Linked DNA regions of Homo sapiens: region 1 is linked to region 2. A link is an interaction called in ENCODE POLR2A ChIA-PET data of the cell type or tissue named here. Cell type or tissue: MCF 10A. All regions are shown on one strand.

Region 1 (5,000 bases), 98 kb before region 2:
GTTCCAGCTAATATGGTGGTGGAGGGGTTTTTGGCAAATCATCTTAAGTGCAGTAGAGAAGTTGGACGAAAAACAGCCCAGTTAAGAGGCCGATGGACAGCCAACTTCAGAGTGGCCTCTGCAAGCTTGGACCTCGGGGTAGACAGTGGGGCGCTCTCTAGGGGTCATCTGTTCCCTGCTGGGGTAGGGGGGAGGCATGTCCACGGAGGCCAGGGCTGTGGGTTCGGCACTAGGTCCTCCTCCCCGTGGCTTCCTAGTAGGCATGTGGTGGTGTACGCCTGCTGGGCACCTAGCGAGAGGGGTCGTGAGTTGGGAGGGAGCCACGTTGGGGTGCCTGCCTGCTCGGGGGCCCCTGCCCACTGCGTGTGCGCAGCGCCTGTCAGGATGTGACGGGGACCTGGACATGTGTGTGCTCTCCGAGCTGAGCTGTGTGCGCGTCCGGGTTCTCGACCTCAGCTGCCTGGCTGTGCATCCAGCGTGCACGACCGGTGTGGCCTGGGCTCCAGCCTGGAGTGTGGACCGGGTCGGCCGGCGTGTGCCTCCCCTGTGAGGGTGCCCTGGCGGGTGTGAGCCCGGCGGGCTGGAGAACCGGGTCTCGGCGCCGCAGGTGGGTGACCGTCCTCCCCCTCCTTCCCTCCGGGGGCAGCCTCCTCGCGGCGTGTGGCTGGGGGTGCGGGGCCCTCTGCCGGCTGCCGCGCGCGCGCACGCCGGGCTCAGCACCCGCCGTGTACGCGCCCGTGCGCGCGCCCCGCGCCTCCAGCCCAGCGCTCGGAGCCGCTTTCGCTGCCACTGTCTGCTCCCCCGGGCCGCCGCCGCCTCCCCCCGCAGGCCCGGGGCTCTGTCCGCTGGGCCCGCGCTGCTCGCCCCGAGCCAGGAGAACGAGCTCGAGGAGGATGCCTGGGCCCGTGAGTACCGCGGCGGCTGCGGGCCGGGCGGGCACGGAGCGCGGGCGGAAGATGGTCCCAGGACTGAGCCCTTCCCCGCGGGCGGCTCAGCGCCCTGGCCCCGGGTCGCCGCCCCGGTCCCCCGCCCGGGCCGCGAGCAGCCCCTCCCCCAGTCCACACCGGAGGGAGGGAGAGCGCCAGTGAGCGAGGGAGCCGGAACGGGGCGCGAGCCGCCACCAGTTCGCTTGGAAACGGTTGCCACAGCAACGGGGTTGCGCTCCCCGGCAACACGACTGCGGGGCGGCGACGCCCCCTCCCCCTCCCTCCCCCCTCCCCCGACGCGGGCCCACAGCCCGGGGGTGCAGGGGGAGAGGGGTGCGCGGCGGGGGCATGTCGCCCCTCTGGCCCGGCTGGGTGTGCCTGCCTCCACAGCCCGTCGAGGGTGGGGGTGGGGGCGAACGGCCGTGGGCACGAGCTGGCTCCCACGTGGCTGCAGTCGTCGCAGCAGGGCTCCTGGGGTGGCTGCAAACGTGGGGGCGGCCCAGCCCCTGGGCTTGTCACGGGAGGAGGAGGCATGGAGGCTGGCGCTGGGGTCTTTGCCCATAGACCCCCCACCCACCCACCCACCGCCGCCACCACCTAATCGCGCCGGCCCTGGACATGGCCTGAGCCGAGCTGGGTTCCCCAGGGGCGACGTTTCTTACCAGGGTAGAGGAGCGAAGCTTGCATCCCTCCTCCTCCTCACGGCCGAGGCACGTGCCAAACCGGGCATGGGCCCGCGGTGAGTCTCTGCTCCGTGTTCCTAGCCACCATTCTCCAGGGAGGGGTGGAAGCAGAGTGGGCAGGAGCAGAGGAAAGGATATTGCTGACCCAGGGAAGCTGAAGCCCAGGCCAAATGGGAGCGACCCAGCCCATTGTCTGGATCACAAGTGCCCCTTTCTTGTCTGAGCACAATGCCCCAACTGTACTGAGTAGCATGCAGGTTGGCCGGCAGGGAGGCACGCGCCACATGGAGGTGCCTGGTCCGCCAGGGGAGCTCCTCTGGGAGGAGAATGGCCTCTGACTCAGAGGAAATGACCTCTGGCTCCCCTCCCAACCTCCCCTCAGCGGGCATCATGCTGGAGAGAGAAATGGCCCTCCTGCCAGCTCTCCCAGGCCTGACTCAGCAGATGCCAGCCCCGACCGCGGGCTTCAGATCCAGGATCCCAGCGACCACAACCGTCCTTGGGTTTCCTTTCCCATCCGGGGAGGCATCCTAGAGGTGACTGGCATCTGGGGCATTGGAGGCCTTGGCATAAGATGCCCTTAGATGGGTGGTGCCCTGGAGGTCAGGCCTGAGTCTCCTGCAGGCAGGGGCGCCTGGGGAATTACTCACGGGTGCCTTTCATTCCCTTCCTGCTCTGTGAGACCTGTGTTGAGTGCTCTGCATCCATTATCTCCTAATTTTTTTTTACAACAGTTGCGCAAGGTAAGTTTATTATCCCCATTTTAGAGATGAAGACTCTAAAGGGAGGCTCAGGGAGGTGAGTGACTTGCCCAAGGTCACACTACCAGTAAGTGGCAGAGCTGAGTCTACACTGCAGGCTTCTCTGGGGGCAAAGCTCCTCTCTGCCTGCTAGCTAACTTCTCTTGTAACCCAGGAGAAGAACTGTAGAGCCTTCTTCCTTCACTTTCCTCCAGTGAGGACATTCCCTGTCTTTCGGGTCTTGGTACATTTTTCCTTCTTCCAGCTAAATCAGCCACATTCTTGCTCCCCCAGATGCATTATAGGATGGGGCCAGCTTTCTCCCTCCCTTCTTCACTTCCTCCCTCCCTCCATTTTCTCCGGTGAGACCAAGCAGCAAAGGGCTGCCTCAGTCCCCTGGGAAAACCCCAAGCCCTGGTCCTCGGCTCATGGGCTCCATGGCCTGCTCAGCTTGCAGTCTTGGCTGTGGGAGAGAAAATTTAGCAAAGATGGGTCCATGCACTGCTGCAGCCTGTGGGTGCTCAGTCTAGCTCCAGGCATTGGAAACCCACATGCTTCCAAGGATCAGGGGGGAAATGGAATGAGTGAGGCGGGCCAGGGAGCCGCTCAGCTCCAATCTTTGTCACTGTGTGAAATGTGGACTTGGTATGACCTGACTGTCCAATTTTCAAGATGAACCAGAAATCCAGACCTTTATATAAAATCTCCTGGATTTTTAAATGTTGGCAATTAATCAGAATGTTTTTAAAAATGGATTGTGAACATGGATTGTTTTTAAAACATGTCTGAGAACTGTGTCCAACCTAAGGGTCCTGTGTCTGAGACCTCTGGTCCGTGGGAAAGGGACCGCAGGTTTTGCTGGGCCGCCTCCAGGCTGTGTACACTGTGACACCAGGGGCTGCTTTCTGCATTTGAGCCTCTTGAGGCTGCAGGGTGATCCCTCATCAGAGGGAGTTCTGTTGTCCCCTCGGCACCCTGGTCCTACTGCTGAAGAAACTCCAGCTCAGGTATGGGAGTAGCCAGGATGGGATCACATGGCTCGGTGAGGGCAGAAGCCAGATTTGAGCTCAGGCCTACCCCTCGGCACTCTGCATGTTACCCAGGCTGCCCCCCACAGGGTGTCACCATCACGCCCGTGGGGCCGCCTCCCCTGGGAGGTCAGATCATTATTTCCATGCCAGCTGCGGGGATGAAGGCACAGAGAGCCACAGGCTGAGGTTTCAGAGGAGGAACCTGGTCTCTGAAAACCCTGCCCTGAGGAGGGCCGGAGCTGAGCGCAGTAGACACTGGCCTGAGGGAGGGCTCTCCACCTACAAGCCCACCGAGGCCTCAGTCTCTGTGGTCTTATTTGTAGTTTCCCAAGCCCTGGGTTCCTGGCTTGGTGTCAGGGTTAGGTCATCTACCTGCAAGCAAGGGTGCTTGCCACTCAGTACCCTGGCCTAGGCGGAGGGCGGTTCTGGCCAGCTCCAAGCCTGGCTGACTGGGAGTGGAGACAAGTCCTGTCAAGTCCTCTCTGGCCTCAGTTCCTCTGTGTTGATGTGGGAAGGGTGTAAGGGTGTCACCAGTGGCTCCCTGAAATGCCCTTGCTGCCGGGACCGAGGACTTTGTCATCACCCGGGCTTCACACCACCTGGCTATGGAGACCTGAGCTGGACCCACTCCTTGAGCCTACATCCTTGTCTGTAGAGAGAACAGCAGCCACCTCCTGAGTTTTCCTTAGATAACTAGCATAGAGACCAGTAGTGGGCCTGGCGTATGCAAGGCACACAGGACAGGCTGTCAGTCTGTCCTGCCCCCCAGCCCTCACCCCCTGCTCTGAGTTCCTGTCCCTTCCCTTGAAGACCAGCAGCTCTAGCCTCAAGTCCAGGTGTGACCCAGTGCCCCTGCTGCCCGGGATTTTCCATCCCCACCCCCCAGAGCCCTGGTGTGTGCCTCCGTACAGCCTTTTCCTTTGATTCACGTAGACACATGGGGTCTCCACTTGCTTATGAACTGCCCTGCCAGGCGGGGGCTGGGTGATGGCTCTTCTCTGAGTGACGTTTTGGTGAATGGCTGACATTTCCCAGGAATGAATTGGACACAGAGCCAGCCCTTGAGGTACTCCCCCGGTCCCACAGCTAAAAGACCAACCAGGTAACGAGCCCTCCAGCATCTCCTTCCATAGGTGGTTCTTGAGCCAATTACTGGGTGCCAGCTGGTAAGGCCGATGGTGCTCGGCCCTGGCCACCCCGGAACATCCTGGCATCATTGGGCTTCCCATCCCTGAGGGGTGAGGTGGCTCAGGTGAGCCCCAGAGGCCTTGGCAGGAGCTCATTCGGGAGGCCAGCACCTAGGTCAGTGGTTCTCAAAGTGTGCTCCCTGGCCCTGCAGTACCAGCATCTGCTGGAAATTTGTTTAAAATGCAAACTCGGGCCCCATCCTAGACCTACTGAATCCAGTACTGGGAATGGAGCCCAGCACTGTTTTAACAGCCTCCACGTGGTTCTGTTGCCTGCTTAAATTTGAGAGGCCCAGATCTAAGCCATGTTAAATGCTAGATTGGCTCCTGAGGCAGCGTAGTGTTGTGAGGAGTGACTAGGCTGGGCAGGGGCACAGCACAGTGGCAAGCATGGTGATGGGGGCCAGGGGAGAGACGATGCTGGCCTGGCCAA
Region 2 (5,000 bases):
CTTTCCTCTGCTACTTTCATCTCCACTTTAATTGCTAGAGGGTGATAAGAATCCCAAGCCCTAGAGATGTTATATTTATAGTCAGTAATGCCACTGGTTCCTTCAAATTTTTGCTTTGGCAGAGAACAGCTCTTGGTTCAGAGTTCCCTTTGACTGTGATCTGCTGCCATTTCCCAAATTCTGGCATTCATGACCCCTTATGCCCTGAAAAGTCGGTCAACCCAGACTTTCAATCAGCTGCTCCCAAGCTGTACTTTTAGCACCTGGCACAGTATTCCTACACAAAGAAGAGATCAGTAAATGTTCATCCAATGAATGAAAACTCCAACCATTTTTCTTCATCACAAAGGCTGATGGAACTGATTCTTGAATCCAGCAGCCCTGGGCAGCAGCCCATTGTTCCTGCTCACCTCAGTTTAAATTTCAGAGCCTCTGAGGATGCAGGTCTAGCCTTAGGCAAAAGATGAGGGAAGAAAAGTTCTGGGGGTTCTACTGATTTGGGATCTCCTCAAAAAAGCTCCAAGATAATTTTTCTTCACTCTAAGCATAACCAGAATCTCTGGAGAGTGTGAGATTACTCACAAGGGATCCATGCTGTAGCATGCACATCCCCAGAGCAGTGAAGGGGCCAAGTGAGCTCTAGGTGCACTCTAGGGCCTAGGGGGCTGGCATCTGTAGCCATTAAAACCATTATCTCTGCTCCCTTACCAGATCAGGCCCAAGACTTTTTTGTCTTGGCCTGAGAAGCATTAAGTTAGGGCATTCTAGTTTTTCCTGGATAAAAGAGAGATAAAATCAAAGGAAGAGGAAGCCACTTTTTTTCATGGAACACCATTTTTTAACTGAAAGAATGACTTACTATTTAGACTTGGGTATTGGCAGACATTTTCTCAAAAAAATGAACAATGAATAAAATGAGCCTGTCACTTCAAGGAAAACAACTGACAGTATTTGTGGGCAATGATATAAAATGCAAGCTTTCAAGTGAAAATTAAAATTCTGAAACTTGCATCTACCACCATGAGTTTGACAGCTTCCAAATACTTGAAGACTTTTCTGATGAAATTGGTGGTGATATTAACAAATGTTATCTTTTGGCATTGTAAAATGAAATGGAAAACATTTGGAAGATGTGCAAAATCCAGTGAGCCTATTTTCCAAATGACCAAAGCATGATGGATTCAAAGCACTGGCTCGACCAATAGATTTTAGTGTAAATGAGTATGAAGACTTCACTGATATGGGCTCAAATTCAATAATGGAAATTATTTGGAAAGGCTACTGAAACATTCCTCCCTTTCTCACTTACATATTTGTGTGAGGTTGGATTTTTTTTCATATACTTCAACCAAAACAATGTATTGCAAAAGACTGAATACAGAAGCATATATGAGAAGCCAGCTTTAGTCTATTAAGCCAGATGAAAAGAAATTTGCAAAAATGAAAAGAAGACCATTCTTCTAATTTTTTTTTTAAGATGAAATCTCGCTCTGTCATCCAGGCTGGAGTGCAGTGGCATGATCTCAGCTCACTGCAACCTCCACCTCCCATGTTCAAGCGGTTCTCCTGCCTCAGCCTCCCAAGTGGCTAGGATTACAGGCGCCTGCCAATACGCCTGACTAATTTTTATATTTTTAGTAGAGACAGGGTTTCACCATGTTGGCCATGCCGGTCTTGAACTCCTGACCTCAAGTGATCCGCCTGCCTCAGCCTCTCAAAGTGCTGGCATTACAGGCATGAGCCACCACACCTGGCCATTCTTCTAATTTTGTTTTGGAAAATATAGTTTTCATTAAAAATTGTTATGTTAACAAGATAGCTTTAATATTGTCTTTCTTAAATAAATTAGTGACAAAATATTTTAAAGCTTTCTCAGCTTTAATATTTAATTTGGTAAGTATCAATAGATATAAACAACACAAACAAAAGCTCTTTGGGTTCCTCAATAATTTTTAGGAATATATAAGGTCTCCTGAGGTTGGAGGATTGCTCAAGCCCAAGTGACGGAGGTTGCAGTGAGCCAAGATTGCACCATTGTACTCCAAACTGGGTAACAGTGAGAGCCTGTCTCAAAAAAAAAAAAAAAAAAAGATAGCTCTCTGGGGGCATGACTCAATTTTCTAGCTTGGCCTTTCTGTCCACAATTTGGGAATAACCCATTGCCAGACCAGACAGCTGTCAAGGACTACTCTGAAGCTGGATTGAATTTCCAGCACTCAGCGTGGCCTCATTCATCCCATGGATTCTTTTTCATCTCCAGAGTTTGTGTATGTTCGTACAGGATTGCCCCAAGACACATGCTGTATCTAACCAGCTGCCCTGCAACAGGTCCCAAATTCTATTTTGAAATGGCCCATTAGAGCACTCTACTCTCAAGGCACCCAACTCCAAGAGCCTCTCTGTCACCAAGGCAGGCAGAGGACAACACCAGCAGCTAAAATTCCCTTTCAGAAGCAGAGAAAATGATTAATCCTCAGCCTAGAAAAACTCATTGTCATAGTTATCATCAGTCACTCTTCCATTCACCCATTTATTCCCTCATTCAACATTGTCAGAGTCCCTGTCTCCTGCCAATTGTGCTAAGTGCCGGGAAACATCTACCCTTGACAATTCCTATTCATTCCCTAAGATTCTGGTCAAAGGTCAATGAAGCTCTTGCTGGTCAAGCTAAGCACAACTGATTCTATTTAGTATAGCATCATCAAAATGTGCCACAGATGTATTCTGTCTGTTCCTAAATTCCTGGTAGAATGTGAGCCCTCTGGGGGCAGTGTGTGGACCTTGGTCATTTAAGTATGCCCAGGAACCTAGGCTTGGCTTGGGCCTGACACATTGCAGGCATTCACTGAATAAATAAATGAAAGCTTAAAGCCCATCTGGCTCATGTCTCAGCTGTTCAACACAAAGGCAGAATTTAAAACAGAGCCAAAACAGTGCATTTCCCAACATGCTATGAGTCACTCTGAGCCACTGATGAGAGGGCAATCAGTGAGAAGAATCTCAGACTATTCTAATGCTGACAATCAGAGCTGCAGTTAATTCTAAGAGAGCTGACACAACCCCACCTCAGTGCCCTGGAGCTGTTACCCAAACTTCCATGCAGGCTGTGGGCTCAGGCCCTTCCAGGAGGTAGAACAGCTGTTTCACACTACGAGACTAGTCAGTGGAGAATCCTTTCTGGTTGTACAAGCTCGGTTGGGAGTGAGTCTCTCTGATCCTAGTGACCTTAACCCTAAAACTTTCTGTTTTAATATCCCCACAAGGCTAGCTCATCCGCTGAACTGCCTCCTGGGTGCAATGAGCCACAAGGAGGGCCCAAGCCGCAGATTTACCTGAATCCTCAGGTCAAACTGCCACTCTGCTACTCTAACCCCAGCACACGTTACTCATGGAGGAGGAAGAGCATGAATTTTGGGGACGAGACACACAGTTGTGAGTTCAAATCCCAGTTGCCATTTTCAATATGATCTTGGAATATTACTCAATTTCTTTGAGCCTCAATTTCCTCATTTATGAAATGGGAATAAAACCATATTTTACAGAGTTGTGAGGACAGAAGGAAATAAATTATGTAAAGTACCTGGCCTGGGCCTGGCACAAAGTAGGTGCTCAATACCCGTTAGTTTCTTTCCTCTTCTGCCCTGGAAGAAATGACAGGGAAACTTACTAAGTGAGACTTGCCCAAACCAAATTTATTTCTTTTTTTTTTTTTTTTGAGACGGAGTTTCGCTCTGTCGCCCAGGCTGGAGTGCAGTGGCGCGATCTCGACTCACTGCAAGCTCCGCCTCCCGGGTTCACGCCATTCTCCTGCCTCAGCCTCCTGTGTAGCTGGGACTACAGGCACGCGCCACCATGCCCGGCTAATTTTTGTATTTTTTAGTAGAGACGGGGTTTCACCGTGTTAGCCAGGATGGTCTCGATCTCCTGACCTCGTGATCCTCCCGTCTCGGCCTCCCAAAGTGCTGGGATTACAGGCGTGAGCCACCGCGCCCGGCCCCAAATTTATTTCTTGAAGCAAAGGACAGAAGGACTAGACAAGTGACTTCAAGGCCTCTTTGAACCCCCAGCTCCTTGTTTTCTGGCTATAACTTCCTAATAAAACCTTCAGTGTTTGCAGTTCCACCAGCCCCTTCTTTCTGCTTTAGTTTCCCTACATCATTTTTCACAGTAGATAGATCTACTCGTAGCTACCACTTGTGCTAAGCATCCTAAGCATGGAGGGGGAAATAATAAAGGGAGCTAAGGGCCTTTGGTGGAGAATGAAGGGGAGATGGACTGCAGCATGTTGGCCCACAGGCTGCACAACCATGCAGCTGCTGTGCTGGGAGCCACCCAGAGTCTGAAGGATGAAGGCAGGCTCACAGGCACAGAACCGAAGGCACACACACAGGGCCCTTCCCAAGACATAGCATGCCTCTCCTCAGTCCTTCTCTGCTTCTGCACATCCTGCCAAGAAGGACCAAATACATAAAGTAGTCACACCTTCCCATATGCTGTTCCTTCTGCCTTTTTCTTCTCTTTTTTTTAGGCTCGATCTGGGTGTTACATCCTCTTAAGTCCACAGGAAGAATGAACTTGGCTTTGCTCTAGGATATCCTAACACTCTTTTGTTTAAAAACGTATCTCTAGAATAGAGCTTATCATATATATTCTAGTGGTTGAAATCTGTCCTTTCCACAATACTGTGAGCTTTTCAAGGGCAGAGCCTGTGTCCCACAAGTCACTGTATTGCAGTCATTCAGCAGAAGCTGTAGCACAGAGTAGGCACAGGTAAGTGTTTGGATACACAATGGAAGATTATACACAATGGAAGTTGGCAAATATCATTAATAGATCAGAACTGGGGGAAGGTTTTTTGTTCTGTTTTAAACTAAGGTTGTTTCTGTTCTTGTTTATGGAAAAGCTCCTCCCTGGGAAACCCACTGTTTGAAGAATACCCTAGGTCTCCTCAAAGATCCCCCTGGCACCCTCAATTCAGCAGCTCCCAGACCCAGTCACAT

The links. ChIA-PET counts read pairs that join two places held together with the same protein. Peaks named below come from ENCODE experiments on the same cell type or tissue, not always from the same donor. Only the 100,000 strongest peaks of a DNase experiment are listed, where the experiment ranks them.
Region 1: POLR2A ChIA-PET joins it to region 2 with 11 read pairs; 9 of 35 experiments call an interaction of 5 or more read pairs at or near these places.

Annotation. Positions count from the first base shown.
Region 1 is chr5:177,446,056-177,451,055 of GRCh38, forward strand. PRR7 (proline rich 7, synaptic) reads left to right here and starts at 759. Exons shown (of 4, transcript NM_030567.5): 1 at 759-905. It overlaps PRR7-AS1 (PRR7 antisense RNA 1), which reads right to left and starts at 1,889. Exons shown (of 3, transcript NR_038916.1): 1 at 1,589-1,889. RefSeq lists a silencer at 384-1,473 and enhancers at 1,416-2,044, 3,082-3,582, 3,583-4,083. In MCF 10A, no CTCF peak of the experiment used is centred here; DNase peaks (open chromatin) are centred at 716, 1,136, 2,026 and 3,826.
Region 2 is chr5:177,543,588-177,548,587 of GRCh38, forward strand. All of the region lies in intron 1 of FAM193B (family with sequence similarity 193 member B), which reads right to left. Among named protein-coding and RNA genes, the nearest start is that of FAM193B, 8.5 kb to the right of the region's middle. In MCF 10A, no CTCF peak of the experiment used is centred here; DNase peaks (open chromatin) are centred at 2,034 and 2,954.